2 separate regions of the Homo sapiens genome follow, and region 2 is linked to region 1. Evidence: chromatin loops called from intact Hi-C (ENCODE). Cell type or tissue: Calu3. All regions are shown on one strand. Links, peaks and the distances in the headings refer to the core of each region. The heading gives the core; the rest is flanking DNA. Region 1 has its middle 75 kb from the start of LINC02198. Region 2 overlaps LOC105379013 (a long non-coding RNA gene).

What was found. Peaks named below come from ENCODE experiments on the same cell type or tissue, not always from the same donor. Only the 100,000 strongest peaks of a DNase experiment are listed, where the experiment ranks them.
Region 2: it touches region 1 in a loop (2.6-fold over the local background); 5 of 110 quality-filtered maps call a loop at or near these places.

The regions. Positions count from the first base shown.
Region 1 is chr5:68,953,311-68,956,232 of GRCh38, forward strand. No RefSeq gene overlaps it. Among named protein-coding and RNA genes, the nearest start is that of LINC02198, 75 kb to the right of the region's middle. In Calu3, for the core only: no CTCF peak of the experiment used is centred there; no DNase peak of the experiment used is centred there.
Region 2 is chr5:68,483,853-68,486,774 of GRCh38, forward strand. All of the region lies in intron 3 of LOC105379013 (a long non-coding RNA gene), which reads right to left. All of the region lies in intron 1 of LOC105379012 (a long non-coding RNA gene), which reads left to right. Among named protein-coding and RNA genes, the nearest start is that of PIK3R1, 270 kb to the left of the region's middle. In Calu3, for the core only: no CTCF peak of the experiment used is centred there; no DNase peak of the experiment used is centred there.

The sequences.
Region 1 (2,922 bases), core at 236-2,735:
CTGTGGTCACTTAGAGATGCACCCAAATGCCAAGAAATCAAAAACGAAGCCCTCTGCTCAAACCTGCCTTAGATTAGTTGAGGGCCATTTGCCTGACCAGGAGAAACAACGATAACTTTGAGGAGGGTGAGAAAGCCAGGAAGGGGAGGAAGAAACTAAACATGAATTGAAAGCAGATGACACAAGCCCCTGGCTCATATAACCCTGCAAGAAAGAGCATGAAACACGTTTCTTGCAGAAGGATGATTATCAGAAAGAAAAAAAAAAGATTGCAATAAATCCTAACCAAAACCAACAAAAGAAAATGTTGGACAGTTTGTTGGATAAATATTCAGTAAGGCTGATCCAACTCACTGAGTTGTTATAAAGAACAGCTAATAAAAAAAGATTGTCAAGGACACTGCAAACATAGAAGAACTAACCAATAATAAGAACATTAATAATAAGGGAGGACCTAGGAATAAAACCAATTCAATCAAGACCTACAATGTTGAGCAACTAGCACAGAAATAAAGAAAACAGATATGACTGTCTGGAGGTGGTCCAAACAAACAAGAACCAAAACCACTTTTTTGCTCTTAATTTTTAAAAGAAGACAAGTTTACAGGGTATACGACTATAAATAAATATTAGCCAACGGGCTCTTGCTTTTCCCTAGAGACAGCTCCCTTGGAAACGACTTCCTGGATGGAGAGGGTAAGGAAGTTGAAGTCTCTTACTCTCCTCCCCAGAGCTCAGGGTCCATGACAGGAAGACTTCCCTCCCTAGTCTGACAATTTGGGATTGGAAAAAAAACGCTGGAAGGAATCCAAAGCTGTGGTTCATTTCATTCTTTCATTCTCTGCTTTCGCCAAATGCTGACAATTACAAACAAATGTTTTCTTCACAAATACTTTCTTCTAGATGAACATTCTGCTCATTTTGGTTGCTTATGTATAAATGGCTTGAGAAACACTTTCTAAATCCCCAAGGTGACAGAATTTCCACGTAATGATAATGATTATTTAATATCATCATCACAATGGGCTGCCTGGGCAAATGAAATGCTTGCTGGGTCTAAAGCATTCACTCAAGTGAGGTAAATTAACGCTTTCCAGGGTACCAGATTTCCCGTTGGGACCCTAAAGAAGATAACTCATTACTCAGGCATTCTCTACCCCCAACACTGCTGTCTACCAGCAAGTTCTTCAGTTGCTTTAAACTGTCAGGCTTCTCAGCCAGTGCAGGGAAGTCCAAGAGAGATAAGAATACGCTGAAAAGGTCCACACTAGGTGGATATTTTTAGTCATCTGAAGACAGTCCAGGAGTTATAATCATCATAATAACCCATGTGACGCAGCTCATCTTCCTTCTCAAAGCACTTACAACATGTTAATCATCCCCTTTGATCCTCACAATAATCCCTGAGGTATGCAAAGCAGGTATTATTATAGTCAGCACCTGGCTATAGTAGCGAGAAGGACATAGACAAATGATATGGAGGTAAGCCTCAGAGACACAGAAAAGCAAGACAGGGTGTAGCAGGAAGAGGGAGCAGGCCCCAAAACCACTAGCATCAAAAGCAGTGAGGGTTTGGGACCAGGGTCCCTATGGAGTCAAACCGCATATTAGCACATGGAGACAGAAACATGACGAGGCTTGAGGGTCTCATTGGGTAGACTGAGTTTAAAAGATGATCTAGTGATGATTTACTGTTTAAAGATTATTGTTTCTATGGCCAAAATCAAGAAAAATGGAAATGAAAATGGACTCTGCATCCATTTTACTATTTGTACTATGTGTCAGGTGTTTTTCTATAAAATACTAACTCATTAAGTCTACACAACTAATCTCTGCAAGACAGATATTATCAACCTATTTTATATTACAGATGAGAAGACTGAGGCCCAAAGAAGTTATGCTATTTGCCCAAGGTCACATATCTGCTAAGTGGTGCAGATGAGATTCAGGGACTAGGAGAAAGAAAGCAACAGAAGGTTGGGGGCACAGGCCGGGAATAACTGAGCCATAAGTTACAGGCAGCAACAATAAGAGCATCTAGATAAGCATTTAAGAATAAGGAATGAATGCTTCCTGAGCCCTGGGCTCTATGTCCTTCCTGCCCAGAGCATCGCCTGCTCTTGAAGCATATCAGAGGCTGGGCTCACAGAGCCTGGTGAGAGGGCCATCCGACTGAGGTGGAAGAGAGAGGATAACAGGCAAGATGATTCCTGGCCATTAGCACCCTTTCACAGAGAGGGAAAGTAAGTCCTAGGGAGGAAAGTTCACGAAAAAGCTGGGGAGAAGTTGCTTTTCTCCTGCAACAGCAAGGGGAAGCTATAATGTCTGAAAACAGAAATCTAGGAGGATCATGGTAGCCAGCAAGCAGTTTGCCTAAAGCGTTAGGTTAATGTTGGTGAGAGCCAGAGATGGTGGAAGGAAGTAGAATGACCAGAGCCAAAGGAACATAAGAGAAGGCGTAGATTAGTGGAAAAAAGTCCTCTACTTTGGATTCCTTTGCTAGGACACCTTGGACAAGATACTTCTCCAAGCTCCATCCACAAAACTGAATCAATAAAATCCACCTCATTGTGACTCTATATATACGCGTCATCATAACAATACATATAGTCTGAGTGGCCGTTGTTATTCTTAAACTTTTGAAAGAAGTTTTGATGTCGAGGTAGATGGTCTCCAGGGAGGGTAATGTAACAGGCAAGAATTTGGACTTGGAGTGATCTTCTTCTTTGCAGTTAATAAAATGTTTCTGTTGAAAACCTACTTTCACCAATCCTTATGAATTTCAACCTATGTCATTAGCAAGACTTGATTCTAAGAAGCACATAGAAAGCCATTTCAGTGACCTTTTCCTTCTTCGAGATTTATAGAACATGTTTCTTCTGACAAGCACGAACCATCATACTTTAAATAAAAAGGTTCCTC
Region 2 (2,922 bases), core at 134-2,633, 470 kb before region 1:
CATGATCTCAGCAATATGGTATTGGAGTGGAGGATCAGGAAGAAGGCACCCAGGAGGCTACTCCTCCCAGGAAGAGGCAAGGCCACTACTAGGGTATTCACGTCTCAGATCTAGTTTTAAATTTTTCCTATCTCATAGTTAGGAGATGACCAGACATGGCCAGCGTGGAGTGGTTCAGGACGAGAGCTGGGAAGAGTGGCAGACACTGCTGGGTACTCAGCAGCCCAGCTCCCCTTTTCCTTACCAGCCATATTCATATTTTGTTTTAGATGGGAGTGCACTTTGCTATAATCCTTGCCTTCCCAGGCTTCAGAAAATGCACTGACACTCATTTCAGGTCACTGAGATATAATTAAAACTTGGCTAGGAATTTCTGGGAAAGTTTCACTTTTCTGCTTCAGGGGTTCCCCCTTGGTCCTTTGCCCCTTATTCTTTCTGCTGAGAGTAAGGACATGAGCCTGGAAAAAGGGCAGCCATTCTGTGACCATGAGGCAACAAGCATGAGGCAAAAAGTCACATGTTAAGGATAGAGGAAAAAAATGTTGATAGGACATGGAGCTCCTAAGACTTTACAGAGCCCTCGTACTGCTCATGTCCAGACTTTGAATACATGAGAAAATCACCCCTCCTCCTGTTTGGTTAAACCACAGCAGTTGAGTTTCTGTTACATGCAGCTGGACCTAATTTCTAACTGACACAATAAGCAACCACCAGGAATGTAAACTCTACTGGGATGCTTAGAAATACTTGAGCAGGATGCAGGACTTCTTGTATCCAAAACGGAGACTTGGACTAAGACTGATGGACTTCCAAGGACACAGTGGCTCCTCAGGAGGTTGGAGAACTTGGGTTACAAAGTAAAGAATTTTACAACAGTGAAGCCTTTGGAGTTACTGAAATATACTATGAAGGCAGCCTACAGATTCTAAAGTATGTGTTTTGGGAATTTCCGTTCTGACAACAGCAGAAATGACCCCTTAGTTGAACAATGCCTGAAAGAGCCATCTGTCTAGAACTGCAACAAGCTTGAGCTGCAGTTCTCATACCAGTTTGAGAACTTCACATTCTTTCTGTTGCCTAATACCACTGAGTCGAAATGACCCAATTTACTTTGAATGGTTGCTGTTAATTTGATCTCCAAATTACTGGTTGGTAATTTTAGTGTCCATGATCTGAAAGTACCCTGTGATTGTAAGGAGGAACAGTTGATATAATCACTATCATCAAAATAACAACCTCATTTCACATGCTAACACCTTGAGTTTGTTGACATTGTTGGTAACTGTGGTACACATCTATTCTGCTTTACACAATACTGGTGTGAATTAGTGTCCTGGAGAACTGTGGGCTCTTTGAAGTATATTTGGAGACTACCCTTAGCATCCATGCAGCTAGAAACAACAGAAAGGTGTTGATTGGTAGATATATTTTTAGTCAGATTACTTCAGCCCCAAACAGAAAGTGCTTAAGGCAGTAAGTACTGAGGTACATCTGATTAGGGCTCATAAACTTTATTCAGAACTACTTCTATAGCTAAGTGGCTGGTGTGACATGGTGTGTCTACATGTATGTGTGTTTTGGTGAATGCCTTTAGGTGATCCACTCTCATATTTAAAAAAATAGATTCCCACTTTTATCCTATAGGGCTTCAAAATTTACTTAAAAAATAGCTTTTTGCATTCACCACAGCTATGTGAGCTAGTTAGATGTCTTAAGCAAAATACCTCCACCCCTTTCAAATGAACAAACTAAAAGTAAGCTTTGATATGAGGCCGGTTCTCAATTATTTCTGAGAAAGGTCAACAACTTAGATATTATATTCAGATGTACAAAAGTAAACACAGATTTTCTCTTTCACATTTCATCTTGTTTGGGAGCTCTTCATTTCTAAAGACAGCAAAGAAAAGTTGATATTTTCACATTGCCACTCAGGGTTACTCTGTTTCTGCTCTTCCTTGAACTGTTCCAGACCTCTTTGGCTCTTGCCTCTGTTGCCTTCACTTGTCTCCAGTGTGATGCAGCTCATCTTATTTGCCCTGGCATTTGAGCTAGAAGTTTATAGTTTCTGTCATATTCTCCTGTCACGAAGACCTGACATCATGAAATGATCTCCTCATCTCCCCTCTCAGACTGTTCTCTGTCCCTCTCTGGTCCAGCGCCCTATGGCACTTCTTGATTCCTTTATTGAGGAGCATGGGGACACTGAATGCCTGTCCAGGCCACACAGACTACCTCCTTTCTAAACTCCTTCCTGGGTGGCACCATGTTGCTCCGTGCCAGGAAGAAAACAGGAAACTCCCCTATAGGGAATCAATATTATAATATTTACGTTAAAACATTTGGAATATGTCAACCTCCCCTCAGAGTTTCTCGAAACTTTATTCCCCCAGGGATTTTGATCCAGATAATGAAGTCATGTTCCTCAATTCTGACATCTTGCTTCTCTTTCTTCTCCTTCCTGGGCTCCTCTCTCTGGAATCTGAAGGGCTTTTTTACTTTTCCTTTCCGTCAAGTAAAATTTTTTCTTACATCATATCCTCCTTCCCCTTTTTACTACAGTCTACAAATAAATCTCTGGAGTTCAAATCTACCAAGCTTCACTCTTCTCCCCCACCCCCCAAAAGCTCTATTGAAGGACAAGTACAAATAAAAATTAAATATATTTATGGTATACAACATGATGTTTTTATATATGTAAACATTGTGAAATTATTAAATCAAGCTAGTTAACATATCTACCACTTCACTACTTATCATTGTTTGTGGTGAGAACATTTAAGATCCATTCTCTTAGCAATTTTCAAGTATACAACATATGATTGTTAACTATAGTTAACAAGCTGTAAAATAGATCTCCAGAACTTATTCATCCTGTCTGACTGAAACTTTGTATCCTTTGACCAACATCTCTCCATATTCTCC